Regions from separate parts of the Homo sapiens genome. Here region 1 is linked to region 2. Evidence: read pairs that join two places in POLR2A ChIA-PET (ENCODE). Cell type or tissue: Caco-2. All regions are shown on one strand. Each heading gives the region's core, and the rest is flanking DNA. Links, peaks and the distances in the headings are about the cores only. Region 1 holds the start of LOC107985811 (a long non-coding RNA gene). Region 2 holds the start of LOC112268416 (a long non-coding RNA gene).

What was found. Peaks named below come from ENCODE experiments on the same cell type or tissue, not always from the same donor. Only the 100,000 strongest peaks of a DNase experiment are listed, where the experiment ranks them.
Region 1: POLR2A ChIA-PET joins it to region 2 with 18 read pairs; 3 of 35 experiments call an interaction of 5 or more read pairs at or near these places.

What each region holds. Positions count from the first base shown.
Region 1 is chr2:55,754,212-55,763,072 of GRCh38, reverse strand. LOC107985811 (a long non-coding RNA gene) reads right to left here and starts at 3,872. Exons shown (of 3, transcript XR_001739192.2): 1 at 3,734-3,872. In Caco-2, for the core only: no CTCF peak of the experiment used is centred there; no DNase peak of the experiment used is centred there.
Region 2 is chr2:55,819,540-55,828,400 of GRCh38, reverse strand. It overlaps LOC112268416 (a long non-coding RNA gene), which reads right to left and starts at 4,243. Exons shown (of 4, transcript XR_002959388.2): 1 at 4,148-4,243; 2 at 3,809-3,940. In Caco-2, for the core only: no CTCF peak of the experiment used is centred there; no DNase peak of the experiment used is centred there.

The DNA.
Region 1 (8,861 bases), core at 325-8,324, 65 kb after region 2:
AAAAAAAGGAAAGAAGGAAGGAATTAAAGAAAAAGAAAGAAAATAAATTCTACTTTATTTTGGGCTTAAATCTTTCCTGTTACATTTTTTTTTCTTTTCACACTGTGGAAGATGTGTGTGTGTGTGTAAATCTTTAGTACCTCAATGTATTGTAAGTTTTAGAGTATGAAGGGAGGCTGGGCATGGTGGCTTATGCCTGTAATCCCTGCACTTTGGGAGGCTGAGGCAGGCAGGTTGCTTGACCCCAGGAGTTTAAGACCAGCCTGGGCAACATGGCGTAACCCTATTCTACAAAAAATATATAAAAATTAGCCAGGCGTAGTGCTGCATGCCTGTAGTCCAAGCTACTCAGGGGGTGAGGCAGGTGGATCAATTGAACCCAGGAGGTCAAGGCGGTAGTGAACTGTGATCATGCTACTGCACTCCAGCCTGGGTGACAGAGTGAGAAGAAAGGAAGAAAGGAAGAAAGGGTGAAAGGGAGAGAGAGAGAGAGACAGAGACAGAGAGAGAGACAGAGAAAGGAAGGAAGGAAGGGGAGAGAGAGAGAGAGAGAAAGAGAAAGAAAGAAAAGAAAGAAAGAGAGAGAGAGAAAGAAAGAAAGAAAGAAAGAAAGAAAGAAAGAAAGAAAGAAGAAAGAGAGAAAGGAAATCTGAATATAAACTCTACATCAAGTTAGCGATCCTGATCTTAAGCCTAGCATAGACAGTATGATACTCTATAACTCATTGAGGACCGAGGCAAGAGGATCTCTGAGGCCAGGCATTTATGGGAGGCTCCTTGTGTCATATCAGGGAAGAGAAGCCCTGAATAACCAAGAAACAAAGAAAAAAAAGAGACCTGAATCACTTGCTGTTGGGTTTTTGTTTGTTTGTTTGTTTAATAATTGTAGCAGATGAAAAAGTAGTGGAAAGATCCTAACAGGCAAAGTGCTACCCATTTGCATCTTGTACAGCATTGTTTAAACTCTGAAAACAGGGGGAATTGATTCCTCTGCCCAGATTTCCCCTGATAGTGGCAGTTTAAAAACAAAACAAAACTGGACTTGACTCTCACAAAATATTTTCCTTAAAAGCCTTGCAAAAGATCCTAATGGTTTTCAAAGGCCAGGCCTCAAAAGCAAAATGATTTTGCAAAAGCCAACTCTGGTTTTGTTGAAACTACCATGGCCAAATGAAAACTTCACCCATCTTTCATGAGTTAAAGCAGCAGCAGAGCAGCATACCAAGCAAATGGCAAGGCTACGGTCAATGTAACTTACATTGAGAAAATAATGACAGTTCAGATTTGAAGGAGCTCAGAGTCAAGCTTTATCCCCAAACAGAGACTCATTAAGCACATAGTGTACTAACCACAGCATACCCTACAGGGATAAATTCAGAACTCTTGGCATATGAGATGTTAGGGCTGGAGCAACTCTGAACTTCTTTTACAAAGGCATGAAAAACATGAGAAGCATGCCTCTGAACCTGAGCCAACACATAAGACTGCCATGCCCTCCTGTTTGGGCAAGAAATTGAAAAACACTTAACCTTCGGATGGTTATCTGTCCTCATTATGTTATTCCAATCCGTAAAATTCTGAAGATGGAAAACTAAAGCTAAAATTTGAGTAACTGGGAATAGGGTGAGGAAGACCCTATATCTAAACTCAACTTCACATTGCCAATTACTATCACTAATATTACTACTCTTACCTCTTCTAGCAGTAGACTTCAGTGGGTACTACAGGTTTATTTGCCAAAAAATTGCATAGATATGTTTTGGAAAAAAATACTGTGTTTGAGGAGCAAATGATATGAGGCAACAATGCTTGTTGGAAAAAACACAATGAAAAGAAAAAGGAAACAGCAATCCAAGGAAATTGAAAAACTAGGATAAACAAAGTGAGTGATGAAATCACATAGTGAGGAAATCCATAAAGCAAGATTAGGACATGCACACAGAGAAATAAATATAAAATGGAGAAGGGAAAAAGCAAAGAGCAGACATAAGAAAAATTTTTAAATGACAAAGGAAGAGAAAAGGGCATAGGAAGACAGGGTTAGAGGAAGTGAGGGACTAAGCACTTGTAGGACAAGAAGAACACACTTGCAAACATTTCAAAAGGCACCCAGGTAATGGGACAAAATGATCTTGGAAAATGTTTGTCTTTGAGATGTTTTACATTTGCATTATTTGGTCCTGTATAAATTGCAGCAAATAAGGTATTTTTAATTGTGTTCAAGTACTAGACAATGTAAGTCAGACTTTTTAAACTATCAATGTATAATTATGCCTCAGAACTTTTTCCCCAATAAGCATATAAGCAGTTGAAGTCAATATAAAGTTACTATGATGGAAAAATACAATGAGTATTAAGGAGTCCTGTGGGGGTAATTGTGCATGAAAGAACACAAAAACACCTAACCTTTCCCCTTGGAGAAATATTAGGAATTTCAAATAGAGGAGAACACAGTCTAAGTGTCAAGCAAGCTTAATATCTTGCCCTTATGCGTAATAGAAGCAAAATTAGACTCATACTTAACTGGTCCATTTCTCAAAGAGTAATTATTTCATCATACCATTCTAAAGCCATCTTAATATAGAAATTTTTAACACAGAAACTCAAAGACTGTAGCCAGTAAGCCAGCCACAATGGCACACATATGTAGTCCCAGCTACTCAGAGTATTGCTTGTGCCCAGGAGTTCGAGACTCGCCTGGGCAATGCAGTGAGACACTGTCTCTTAAATAAATAAATAAATAAATAAATAAATAAATAAATAAATAAAGCCTGCAGCCAGTAATGTGAACAGATAAAAAAAATTACAACTTCTAATAATATCTTCCCAAATTTTGAAGCCAGCTTTTCTTTTCTTATTTAACATCTAAAATGTTGTGGTATGCAGAATTTTGGCATGCATTTTAATCTTTGCCCCTGGGATTACTTCTATGGTTATGGTTCATTACATGGTAAAAGGATGTTAATGATCTAATGAAGGTTTCTAATCGCCTGACCCTAAAATAGAGAAATTATTCTGGATTATCCAAGGGGACCCCAAATAATCACATTTACCCTTAAAAGCAGGAGAGGAAGTCAGAGAGATGCAATAGAAAAGGGAGTCAAAGGAATTGAAAGTATGAGAAAGATGTAATGTGCTGTTGTGGGCTCGAAGGTGAAGGGGGCCATGTAGGAGGCATGAGTATAGGAACTGAATTCTGACAACAACCTGAATAAGTTTGTGCTTTAAAATGTAAGTCCTATTATTATTCAGGTATGGTGGGCCAAAAGATCAGAAGACAGTTGTCATTAAAAAGACAGTTTGTTACAGCTGCCAAAAGGAGGGGGCACGCCACACCACACAGGGAAGCACCAGGGTTGGTCAGGACACAAGAATCCTAATTGTGGTTTCCATAGGAAGAAATGGGTGAGGCAGAGTATGAAGGTTTAGAACTGGCTAGTTAGAAAAATTACATTGGGTTCTGGAGAATAGAGGTTTTCCCCACGTGCCTGGTACCTGGGCCCTGGGATAATTGTGCAAGTGGAAAGAGGTCCTGAGTGTGAGTCTGATAAATGAGGTGGTTAGGGTATGGGCTCTGAGTTTGCTAATCTGCATATGAAAGGTACACTCAAAGGCAAGTCATTTACTATCTCTAGGAATTGGCTAGCCCTAGAAGGTACAGGCACGGGAGCGCCAGTAAAGTCCCAGTTGTCAAAGCATCAAAAATACAGAAATAAAAAGGCATGATTAATACCTTGGATACAGCTTGGATACAGATTCTTCCCAATAGCCGCCAAAAAGGAATGCAGCCCTACCAACACCTTGATTTTGGCTTTGTGAGATTCTGAGCAAAGAATCCATGCCACGCCATGCCATGCCAGACTTCTGTTCTACAGATCTGTGAGAAAACAAATGGATATTGTTTTAAGCTGTTAAATTGGTGGCAATTTGTTATGGCAGCAAGAGAAAACTAACACATATGCCAAATCTTCTTTGGGGTATGCTTCTAATTAATTCTCTGGGCATAATATATCCTGCAGTACTTTCTGCCCTTTCACAATTACAATCATACAGAAAAAGGCTAATTAGACAAGCTATGTTTGATGACTATTTTTGAAAGGCTTCCATCAAGTTAAATATCATATGAAAATTCTAATGCTATTCACCATTAGAGTATGGAGAAAAATTAAATCAAGATGTACTTTGAGTTTGTGAAGCTCAAATTATTAAAACTTTAAGCATTTGAAGATTGTGTGAGATATAACAAAGACTGATAATGCAGCACATGTGATCCATTCCTATTAGGCAAAAAGCTAACTGTATTAATATATATATTCAGCCACAACTTCAGATCGAGATAATGTCATAAATTCATGTTTTGGGCCACTCCCCACCCCAAATAAGTTTATAGCAATGAAAGATAAAATAGAAATTTGAAAAAAAATTGTAGCCAAGCTTACAAAAAGACAAACATTTCTGTGGGTCAGAAACCAAATATTCATTCATTCATTTACTTAACAAGTTTTTATTTAGCAACAATGTGATAGACATTGTTCTATACAAAGGATTTTGAGCTGAACAGAATAAAGTTCCTGCTCTTATGAAATTTAGGATCTAACAGAAGAGAATTGTAACAGAAACACAAAGCAATACATTGGTGGATGCAGTAGGCAAAGGCAGACAGGAATTTACATCCTTAAGGGAAATCAAGACTGTAAGCATCCTATGTGAGGTAGAAGACCAAATCCAGTCACACTGCTTGAAATAAGAGACAAGAGTGGATCCCAGCACTTTAGGAGGCCAAGGTGGGCGGATCGCCTGAGGTCAGGAGTTTCAGACCAGCCTGGACAACATGGTGAAACCCCGTCTCTACTAAAAATACAAAAATTAGCCAGGTGTGGTGGCACAAGCCTGTAATCCCAGCTACTCAGGAGGCTGAGGCAAGAGAATCACCTGAACCCAGGAAGAGGAGGTTGCAGTGAGCCACAATCACACTACTGCACTCCAACCTGCATGACAGAGCGAGATTCTATCCAAAAAAAAAAAGAGAGAGAGAGAGAGAGAATGGAAAGGAAGTTGGAAAAAGCTATATTTCTGTACCTTCCTCTTAATGTTGCAGTGAACCTGAAACTTTTCCAATAAAATTGCCTTTTTAAAAAATTATTGGCCGGGCGCAGTGGCTCATGCCTGTAATCCCAGCACTTTGGGAGGCTGAGCCTGGTGGATCACAAGGTCAGGAGTTTGAGACCAGCCTGGCCAATATGGTGAAACTCCATCTCTACTAAAAATACAAAAATTAGCCAGGCATGGTGGCATGTGCCTGTAGTTCCAGCTACTCAGGAGGCTAAGGCAGAAGAATGGCTCGAACCCGGGAGGCAGAGGTTGCAATGAGCTAAGATCGGGCCACTGCACTACAGCCTGGGCGACAGAGCAAGACTCCATTTCAAAAAAAAAAAAAAAAGAAAAAAAAAGTTATTGATTTAGTTTGAGTCTGCATCCACATCAAATTTCATGGTGAATTGTAATCCCTAGTGTTGGAGGTGGGGCCTGGTGAGAACTGATTAGATCACGGGGGTAGTTTCTCATGAATGATTCAGTACCATCCCCTTTGGTACTGTCCTCATGATGGTGAGTGAGTTCTCATGAGATCTGCTTGTTTATAAGTGTGTGACACCTCCCCCCACCTCCTCTCTCTCTCATGTTCCTGTTCCTGCCATGTGAGATGCACCTGCTCCCACTTTGTCTTCCACCATGAGTAAAAGCTCCCTGAGGGCTCCCAGAAGCAGATGCTGCCATGCTTCCTACACAGCCTGGAGAACCGTGAGCCAATTAAACCTTCTTTCTTTATAAATTCCCCAGTCTCAGGTATTTCTTTATAGCAATGTTAAGAACAAACTGATACAGTTAGAAATCCTGGAAATTAAAAATTAGAGTTTAAGTTTTCAAAAACCTTAATAATTGAGATAATGGAATCCAGAATTGATATATTGAAAGAGTACTAGGAATTTACCCAGAACCCATTATGGTGGAATAAAGAGGTGCAAACACATTATAAAAAATATGGAAGATCCATTGGGCATCTCCAACATATATATAATGGGAGCACCAATAAATAGCATTGAGGAAATGGCATAAACTTTTCCAAAATAGAAGAAATACAGTAGCCTTCAGATTAAAAACAACCACCAAGTGCTACACAGAATAAGTGGGCCAAATTTATGCTAAAGTAAAAAATCTATTCTTAAAATACATATTTATATTTAAAATCTCTAGAAGTCTAAATATAAGAACTTATACACGGATTTCCATGTTCCTTAGCAGCTCCAAAACTCAATGGAAGACACACATAAGTAAATTTTGAATTTCCAGTTAAAACTGGTTTGGAAATTGTATCTAACAATGTTAAATTTATCTTGTCTTCCTAGTAATAAATTGCCTATCCATTTCAATGATTCTGTGGAGTAATGATGTTGAAGTTACTCAAAAAGTTAAAATGGAGGAAAAAATAAAGTCAGCCATAGGGGAAATGAAATACTATTAATAAATTACCTGTATTATCTGGAAGAAGGGCAAAGTTTCTATTAACTTTAGATTTTGATAAGTAAATTAGGCATGTTAGAATGTATAGTGTAATTACTAATAGAATAAAACTGGAGTATATAACTACAAAGCTAATAATTTTAAAAAATATTGCCAGTCAATCTGGAAAAAAAGCAAACAAAGAAAAAAATGTAGACCAGGTATGTCAAACAGAAATAAATAAAATAAAATAACATAATTAAATAAAAATATATCAATGGTTACCTTCAATGTAAATAGACTAGATGTTCCAGTGTTAGAAACAAAGATTTTTAACCTGGATTTTAAAAGGACATTGAGAAATTGAAAGTTAAAAGATGCAAAAATCATAAACCATGCAAATAATAACCATAAAAAAGCTGTGTGCACTTATGTTAATATCACACAAAATCAACTTTAAGGGAAAAAAGTGTCTGGCACTGTGGCTCATGCCTGCAATCTCAGCACTTTGGGAGGCCGAGGCACGTGGATCACCTGAGGTCAAGAGTTCAAGACCAGCCTGGTCAACATGGCAAAACCCCCTCTCTACTAAAAATACAAAACATTAGCTGGGTGTAGTGGTGGGTGCCTGTAATCCCAGCTACTTGGGAGGCTAAGGCAGGAGAATTGCTTGAACCCAAAAGGCAGAGGTTACAGTGAGCAGAGATCACGCCATTGCATTCCAGCCTGGGTGACGAGGGCAAAACTCCATCTTAAAATAAATAAATAAATAAATAAATGTATTCTAAATAAAGAGGCTTCCTAATGATAAAATTTCAATTCACCAAGAAGACAAAATTTTAAATTTGTACATACCTAACATGGCCTCAAAATATGTGAAGCAAAAACTGATCTACAAGGATAAATAAAGGAATTCACAATCATACTAGGAGATTTAGCATACCTCTCTCAGTAAATGATAGAACATTTACTATCAATATTAAGACATTTAACATTGGCTGGGCATGGTGGCTCACACCTATAATCCCAGCACTTTGGGAGGCCAAGGCAGGTGGGTCACTTAAGGTCAGAAGTTCAAGACCAGCCTGGCTAACATGGTGAAACCCCATCTCCACTAAAAATACAAAAATTAGCCAGGCATGGTGGCGCATGTCTGTAGTCCCAGCTACTCAGGAGACTGAGGCAGGAGAATTGCTTGAACCTGGGAGGCGGAGGTTGCAGTGAGCTGAGATCACCACACTGCATTCCATCCTGGGTGACAGAGCAAGACTCCATCTCAAAACAACAAAAAAAGACATTTAACATTAACATTAAAAAGATGACATTTCTTCCCCAATTTATGTAAAACAAACATAGAAAAATAAGGACAAATGATTTGAACAACACAATTAACAAACTGACTTACTAGATGTACCAGACATACACGGAACACTGAATCCAACTGTGGAATGTACACAAGAAATATTTACAAAAATTGCCCATATACTGGACCATAAAGCAAATCTTAACAAATTTCAAAGGACTAAAATCATACAAAGAATGTTGTTCTATGCCCACTATACATTTTGGAAAGATAACTACAAAATTTGCCATTTTTTGAGAAATTATGAAAGGGGCCAAAGAAAACAAATAATGAGAGAAATTAGAAAATAATTTAAATTGAATGATAATGTACAAACTTGAATACCAGAACTTTAAGATACAACTAAAACAATACTTAGAGGGAAACATATAACTTAAACTGAATATGTCAGGAAATTATAAGGACTAAAAATTAGTAAGCTAAGCATTTGTCTCTAGAAATTAGAAAAAGAAAAAGAAAATTGAAGAAAGTAGAAGGAAATAAATAATGAGAGAGTAGATAGATATTAAATAAAAAAAATGGAAAAAAGCCAATAAAGTCAAAAGGTCTTTCTTTGAGAAAAACTAACAAAATTGACAAACCTTTGGTGAAACTGATCAGGAAAAAATAAAGAAGGAATGAATAACAAATATCAGAGGTAAAAAAGGGAACCACTATTGATGCTACACACATTAAACAAATAATAAGAGCAAATTATTGACAGATTTTGTCAATAAATTTTAAAATTTGGATGAAATTTTATAAAAACCTAGAGGAATATCATATATAAAACTGATATCAGAAGAAATAGAAAATATTGAATCCTACAAACATTATAGAAATTAAATCAGTAGTCAAAGTGTGCCCACAAAGAAAACTCCAAGTCCAGATGATTTTACTGGTGAGTTTTAACAAACGCCCAAAGAATTAATAATCCCCATTATATACAACCTCTTCCAGAGAATAGAAAAATAGAAAATACTGTCCAACTCATCTCTTATGGCTAGCATAATTGTGATAC
Region 2 (8,861 bases), core at 553-8,552:
AATGTTGAATACAGGCCCACAATCTCTTCTGGCTTATAGAGTTTCTAGTGAAAATTCTACTGTTATCTTAATGGGTTTCCCTTTGTATTAATAGGTGACATGCCCTGTCTTTCTAGCTGCTTTTAATATTTTTTCTTTCATGTCAACCTTAGAGAATCTGATTATATGTCTTGGGAATGATCATCTTGTATAATATCTCACAGGGGTTCTCTGCATCTCCTGAATTTAAATGTTGGTCTAACAAGGTTGAAAAAATGTTTGTAAATAATATCCTCAAATATGTTTTCAGAGTTGCATATTTTTTCTCCCTCTCTTTCAGGGACACCAATGAGTCATAAGTTTGAAATGGTCATTGCAAAATTATAACTGAGACAGTGAAAGAGATTTGACCTAACCGAATCCATCTTGCCTCTAACCTCCAAGCTGTCCTTGTTCATTTCTAGGCATAGGCCAAACTAACTTTGAGAGGAACTTAGTTTATAGTTCAGCTTTGAAACAAAGATGATAAAGCTCTTTCCCCAAACAAACCCCCTTCCTACCTGGGGAATAGACTGTCTTTGTAGGACTAACAAATAAGCCACATGATTAGAAATTATGGTTTAGGAGTCATGCAGCTGGAGGCTGCAAGATTCTAAACCTCCCCAAATTGCTCCTGGGGATAACACCACTATTATAAAACCTAAGATCAGTGCTTGAGATATTTTGCAGACCCTGTACTAGATGGATCAGCTGGCTCCACCTAGATCAATAAACTGGACCATCTGGTCTGACTCAGGAACTGACTCAGCACTAGAGGACAGCTTTACCTCCCTATGATTTCATCTCCAACCTGACCAATCAGAACTCCTGATTCACTGGCCCCACCCCCACCCACCAAATTATCCTTAAAAACTCCAATCCCCAAATTCTCAGGGAGACTGATTTGAGTAATAATAAAGCTCTGGTCTCCCGCACAGCCGGCTCTGCATGAATGACTCTTTATTGCAATTCCCTTGTCTTGATAAATCAGCTGTTTAGGCAGCAGACAAGGTGAAACTGTTGGGTGATTACAGGTTGGGTCTCTTCACATAATCTCATATTTCTTGGAGGTTTTGTTCATTTTTTTTTACTCTTTTTTCTTTATTTCTGTCTGACTGAGTTAAATTGAAGACCCAGTCTGAGTGCTGAGATTCTTTCCTCAGCTTGGTCTATTCTGCTATAAATACTTGTGATTGCATTATGAAATTCTTGTAGTGTGTTTCTCACCTCTATCAGATCAGTTCTTTCTTATAATGGCCATTTTGTCTTTCAGCTCCTGTATCATTTTATTGTAATCCTTACATTCCTTGGATTGAGTTTTGACTTTCCCCTGAATTTCAATGATCTTCATTCCTATCCATATTCTGAATTCTATGTCCGTCATTCTAGCCATTTCAACCTGGTTAAGAACCCTTGCTAGGGAACCAGTGCAGTCATTTGAAGGAAAAAAGACACTCTAGGCTTGAGTTTCCAGAGTTCTTGCACTGATTCTTTCTCATCTGTGTGAGCTGATGTTCCTTAACTGTAGTGTAATTTGAAAATATAATCAGCTGACTTCATTTCTGAATGTTTTCAGCATGCCAAAGTTTTGTGCAGGGTCTTTATTTTTAGCTGAATTCTTGTCCTTGGTTTCATGAGGGGTTGTATTAGCAAAGTATTTTTGGTGTTGAACTTTAGACTGCGATCGGGTAGATGGCGGTTAACGTAATGGCCAGTAGGTAGGCTCTTGCTCAGTCACATGGCTCTTCTGCATCTCCTCATGTTTGCAGCTGTGCTTTCTCTCAGTGCTCTTAGAGTGCGGGCTCCTCTTCCCCTCAAGTGCTGGCTGCAGATCTTGGCTTGGCACTCCTGGGCTGCACACTGCAGCCCTCGAGCCAGCTCAGGTTTTACGTTCCCTCCCCAGCTTGGAGGCAGCGGGGGAAGGGACCTTGGCAGTGGTGTGGCAGAGGGCCTTTCACTTGTGTCTTGGGGTTCCATCCCAAAGAAATGCAGAGCCACTACCAATTGGTGCAATCAGTCCGGGGTGGGGCAGCCATGTTGTGGGCCCAAGCCTGGAGGCCCTCCCTGGTGATGAGCAGGAGGGTGCAGGCGGCTCATAAGGGAGGTGGACTGGCTTCTCCTTAGGGCAGCTGTAGCTTGCTGGAGGTGTAGGTAAAGCAGTTAGAGTCTTTGTTCCTTCCTCAGTCCAAGGGCAGCAGGAGCAGTACCACTGCAGTGGCAGTACCACTGCAGTGGCAGTGGCAGAGGGGCTTTCAGTTGCCTCTGGGAGCTCCACTTCAGAGAAATGCAGAGCTGCTGCCAATGGGAATGTTCAGTCAGGGGGTGGGGTGTCTGTGCAGCTGGCCCAAGGTAGGGGGCAACTGGTGAAGAGCAGGCAGTTGGGGGTTCACAGGGAGCGCAGACTGGGATCCCCTCCATATGGTGACTTTGACATGCTGGTGCCACAAGTAAATCCCTCAGGCCCTTTGTTCCTTCCTCAGTCCTAGGGCAGCAAGGGCAGAACCACTGCAGTGGCAATGGGGCTGTCGGGGCTGTCGGTTGCCTCAGGGAGCTCCACCCCAGGGAAACACAGAGCCACTACCAGTGGAAATGCTCAGCTGGGGGTGAGGTAGCTGCTCTGTGGTCCCGAGCTGGGGGGCCCTGCCTGGTGAAGGGTGGGAGATAGGGGCTCACAGAGAAGAGAGACTGGGCTCCTCTCTGTATGGTGGCTGCAGCATGCTGGAGGTTCCAGCGAGGCAACCAGGTCCTTTGTTTCTTCCCCAGCCTGAGGGCAATAAGGGCAATACCACTGCAGCTTCAGTGACCGAGGGACTGTGGATCATGTCTGGGATTTCCTCCCCAGAGAAACGCAGAGCTGCCACCAACGGAAGTGTTCAAGCAGGGGCAGGGTGGCTGTGCTGGGGTCCCAAGTCAAGAGATCCTGCGCAGTGAGGAGTAGCAGGGGCAGGGACCCGCATGGAAAACTGTCTGGCTCCTTTTCCGTAAGGCAGCTGCACTGTGCTGGAGCCCCGCGTGAGTCCCTAATCACTGCACTCCTCAGCCTGAGGGCAACAGGAGCAAGGGCTGTGGAGTAGCGAAAATGGCGACCCACCTGCTACTTCTGGGAGCTCCATCTCAGGGAAGTGCAGAACTGTTACCAGCCCAATGGTCCAAGCAAGGGGTGGCTGGGATTCCAGGTCAAGAGGCCCTGCCCAGTGAGAAGGCGCTGGGCTGGGGACCCATGTGGAAAACAATCTGGCCGCTTTACTGTAAGGCAGCTGTGCTGTACTGGGGGTCCCTGTGAGTGCGTAATCACGGTGCTCCCTCCAGAGCCTGAGGGCAACAGGAGGGACTGCTGTGGAGCAGCGAAAATGGCGGCCTGCCTGCTACCTCTGGGAGCTCCGTCCCAGGGAAGCGCAGAGCAGCTAGTGGCCTGAGAGATCAGCTGGCGCTGGGTGGCTACGCTAAGGTCCCAGGCCAGTGGACCTTGTCTGAGGAGGTGCAGTGCAGGTGAGCCCTGCAGTTTGTCCACTGCACAGCCCCGTGGGTGTGGTCTCTATCTTGGTGGTGTGGGAAGGAGCCTGACCTTCCCTGTTGCCGGAACTGCAGCCGCTGGTGTTGGGTTGCCCTGGGATCCAAGGCCACCAGCACTCTGCATGTGCCTGAGTGGCGGCTCCACCCAGACTCCACCTAGCTCTCCCTGTCAGTCTGCAGGCCCCGGTTGGGAGAGGTCATGGGTGTTCTCCTGAGCCCAGTGTTGCAAAAGTCCCCTGGCAGAAGTGTGGGTCCCCAGGCACTCTGACTCACTCACCATTTCCCCATGTTGGGGGCCTCTCCTGGCTCCGTACCACTCCTGGTGGGAGGCTCTCCTGTCTTACTCGTCTTTGTTCTCCGTGGGTTGTGTTGTTTCCTCGCTGAATCCCAGAGTGTCCACCTGGATGATCTAGTTAAAGAGCTAAATTAGCCAGGCGTGGTGGCGGGCGCCTGTAGTCCCAGCTACTCCGGAGGCCGAGGCAGGAGAGTGGCGTGAACCCGGGAGGCGGAGCTTGCAGTGAGCCGAGATTGCGCCACTGCACTCCAGTCTAGGCGACAGAGCGAGACTCCGTCTCAAAAACAAACAACAAAAAAAAAAGAGGTAGTGTCTACTTACCACTTTCTTCTGTTTGTGAGAGTGGCGCACACTAGCTGTTTCTAGTCAGCCTTTTTTTTTTTTTTTTTTTTTGACACGGTCTCGCTCTGTCGCAGAAGCTGGAGTGCAGTGGCGAGATCTCGAGTTACTGCAGCCTCAACCTCCCGAGCTCAAGTGATCCTCCCGCCTCAGCCTCGGGAGTAGCTAGGACGGCAGGCACGCAACACCAGGCCTGGCTTTTTTTTTTTTAATTTCTTGTAGAGATGGCGTTTCCTTTTGTTGCCCAGGCTACTCTCGAACTCCTGGGATCAAGCACTTGTCCCGTCGGTCCTCCTAAAGTGCTGCTGGGATTGGCACGAGCCACCGCCCCTGGCCTAGTCAGCCATCTTAAGTAGAGGGATCCACAATATATTTTCCATTTTCTAATCTTAATCACACCAAACACACACACAGCCCACAGCTGACTCAGAGGCCTTTAGGAAGAACATGGACATAAAGATTAAATAATTTAGGCAGGAAAGAACATTCTCAAGACACCAACTATATGTTAAAATGAATAGAAAGTTATTTGGATTAAGCCAGAGCATTCTCTCCTATAGCTAGCAGTAATAATAATAAGTAGAAATTTTTAGATGCATTATGACATCTAATCCTGACTAAAATCCTGTGAAGTAGGACTGTTATCCCCATTTTAGAAATGACGAAGCCAAAGCTTGAAGAGGTTAAGTAATTTCCCAAGGTCTTGGAGGTCCTGTAGCTGATAAATGAGAATGCAAGCATTTGGATCTAATCAGTCAGGCTCCAGTAGCTTCCTCTTCACTACTAGGCTGCACTGCCTAGGTTTAGGCTTAACATACACAAGTAAACAACATACATGAAAGTGATTTGCAAATCAGTTTCCCAGAACTTCAAAAAAGTTTCATTCTACATACAGAATTTGGAAATTTCCTTATTTTATAGTATGTCATAAAATTTCTGACCTAAAACAGTAGAATAATTTCGACTCACAATTCTCAAGCGGCCTTTTCTATTGATGTGCTGCATTTTATTTCAATTGCTAATTTTTATAACTAATTAATATGACTGCTCCCAGCTTAAGAACTAAAGCTCTGCACTTATTTTAACATTTTTCAAGAACTTGGATTTTTTTCTTTACAAGATTGCTTTTTTTTAACTAAACATTTAGCATCTGTATCTTTTGGTCATCATTCATAACTTGTTGTATTTCTCATAATTTATTAGTGGAAATCATGCTTAGTTTCAGAACAACTCATGCAGATTGGAAATGGGTTTACTTTCTGTTAAGAGTAAATGAAAGATTTTGATAGTGACCACTTATTTTATCAATGGGAAATTAACTATCACTCTAGGTGAGCCCTTTGAAATGGAATATGAATTTTTTTAACGGACAAAATAGGAAATGACTTCTTTGTCAAATACTTATCTTGTACTTTTAAGCTGATCAGAATCCTCCAAATTATGAATCACTGTCAAAATTTTTAAGTTCACTTTCAAAATAATTTAATTTAATTCAATGGAATTTATTAGATGACTATAATGTGACTAACTAGTAAATAGCAGTCCCAAACAAATATCTACATTATGTACAAGCAGAAATAAGAGAGTTACTTATTGATTAAATGTTAAAGATCAGCCAGTTTTTAGCTCTTCCTTTCCAGGTTGGCTATGGGTCCCGACTAGTTAATTTTTTACTAGTTTTCCAAATAAGATAAAATGAAAACTTGACTTAAAGAAAAAGAAGTAAACTAGGCATGCCAATTAGCAAAGTACTTGTGATGAACAGGACCTCATATTAGATGCTGATAAAATATACCTAAAAATTCAAAAATAGGTCCCAAATAATTTTACCACACTGTTTGAGTGTTGTCAATTTTACTCTGCATTTTTTATTGCCTTAAAATTGTATATAGCTGAAGTATACAACTTGATATTTTTATATACATTATGAAACAATCACCATAATCAAGCTAATTAACATATCCATTCCCTCATATAGTTACTTTGGTGTGTGTGTTGGGAGTGAGGGGCTGAAAAACATCTACTGTCTTGGAAGTTCAGGTGTATAATACAGTATTTTTAACTATAGTCACATTGCTGTGCATTAGATCTCCAGTACTTATTCATCTTGCAAAACTAAAACTTTATAACCTTCAATCAACATCTCTCCATTTCTCCCTCCCCCGATCCCCTGGCAACCACCATTCTACTCTGCTTCTGTGAGTTTGACTATTTTAGATATCAGATATAAATGAAACCATGCAGTATTTGCCTTTCTGTGTCCAGATTATTTCACTTAGCATAATGTCCTCCAGGTTACTCCATATTATTGTAAATGGCAGCTTTTCTTCTTTTCTAAGGCTCAAGAATATTCCATTGTATATAATATAGACCACATTTTATTTATCCATTCATCTCTCAGCGACATTTAAGTTGTTTCCATTTCTCTGCTATTGCGAATAATGCTGCAAAGAATATGGGAGTGCAAATATCTCTTCAAGATACTGATTTCAGTTCCTTTGGATTTATACCCAGAAGTGAAATGGCTGGATCATATGGTAATTCTATCTTTAATTTTTTTAAGGACCCTCCATACTATTTTTCATAATGGCTATGCCAATTTACATTCTCACCAATGGTGTACAAGGGCTCCCTTTTCTCCACGTCCTTGCCAACACTTGTTATACTTTGTCTTTTTGATAGTAGCCCCTCTAACAGGTGTGGGGTGTTACCATATGGTTTTGATTTGCATTTCCCTGATGACTAGTGATGTTGAGCATCTTTTTACATAGCCATTGGCCATTTTATTGTCTTCTCTTTGAGAAACATCTGTTCAAGTCCTTCCCATTTTTTAAATCAGGATGTTTGTTTTCTTGCTATTGATTTGTAAGAGTTATTCTTTATATATTTTGGAAATTAACCAGTTATCAGATATATAGTTTGCAAATATTTTCTCCTATGCTCTAGATTGTCTTTTCACTCTATTGGTTTTTTTCTTTGCTGTGAAGAAACTTTTAGTTTGATGCAATCCTACTTGTCTATTTTTACTTCTGTTGCTTGTGCTTTTGGTGTAATATCCAAAAAATCATTGCCCAGACCAATGTCAAGAAGCTTTTTCACTATGTTTCCTTGCAGTAGTTCTGTGGTTTCAGGTCTTACACTTAACTCACTAATCCATTTTCAGTTCATTTTGTATATGATATGAGATAAGGGTCCAATTTCATTCTTCTACCTGTGGATATCCAATTTTCCCAACACTGTTTATTAAAGATGTGATCCTTTCCCTATTGTGTGTTCTCGGCACCATTATTGAAGATCAGTTGACTATAATGTGTAGATTTAGTTCTGGTCCCTCCATTCTATTTCACTGGTCTATGTCTGTTTTTATGCCAGTACTATGCTGTTTGGATTACTATCAGTTTATAATATATTTTGAAATCAGGAAGTGTGATGCCTTCAGCTTTGTTCTTTTTGTTCAAGATTCCTATTGTTTTTCAGGGTTTTTGTAGTTCCATATAAGTTTTAAGATTTTTTTCTATTTCTGTGAAGATTTTAATTGGGATTGCATTGACTCTATAGATCACTTTAGATAGTATGCACATTTTAATAATATTAGTTATTCCAATCCATAAACACAGGATGTCTTTTCATTTATCTGTGTTTTATTTCACTTCCTTCATTAGTTTTATAATTTTCAGTCTAAAAGTGTTTCACTTCTTTTTTTAGTTTATTCCTGTGTATTTCATTCTTTTGCTGCTACTGTGAATAGAATTGATTTTTCAGTTAATTTTGTATGCAATTCGTGGTTTGTGTATAGAAATAGAACTGAGTTTTGTATGTTGACTTTGTAACTTGCAACTTTACAGAATTCTTTTATAGTTCAAATAGTTTTCTAAGTCCTTAGAATTGTCTACAGATAGAGATGATTTTACTTTTTCCTTTCCAATTTGGATGCTTTTTATTTTTTTCTTGTCTAATTGTTCTGGTTTGAACTTCCAGTACTATGGTGACTAGAAGTGGCAAGAGTGTACTCTGTGCTATTTTGATCACCTTTTTATGGTGAGAGATATACTGAAGTAAATTTCACTAAATCATTATAATTTTTTTTTAATTATATTATCATTATACTTTAAGTTTTAGGGTACATGTGCACAACTTGCAGGTTTGTTACATATGTATACATGTGCCATGTTGGTGTGCTGCACCCATTAACTTGTCATTTAGCATCACGTATATCTCCTAATGCTATCCCTCCCCCTTCCCCCACCCCACAACAGGCCCCGGTGTGTGATGTTCCCCTTCCTGTGTCCATGTGTTCTCATTGTTCGATTCCCACCGATGAGTGAGAACATGCGGTGTTTGGTTTTTTGTCCTTGAGATAGTTTGCTGAGAATGATGGTTTCCAGCTTCATCCACGTCCCTACAAAGGACATGAACTCATCCTTTTTTATGGCTGCATAGTATTCCACGGTGTGTATGTGCCACATTTTCTTAATCCAGTCTATCATTGTTGGACATTTGGGTTGGTTCCAAGTCTCTGCTATTGTGAATAGTGCCGCAATAAACATAGGTGTGCATGTGTCTTTATAGCAGCATGATTTATCATCCTTTGGGTATATACCCAGTAATGGGATGGCTGGATCAAATGGTATTTCTAGTTCTAGATCCCTGAGGAATCGCCACACTGTCTTCCACAATGGTTGAACAAGTTTACAGT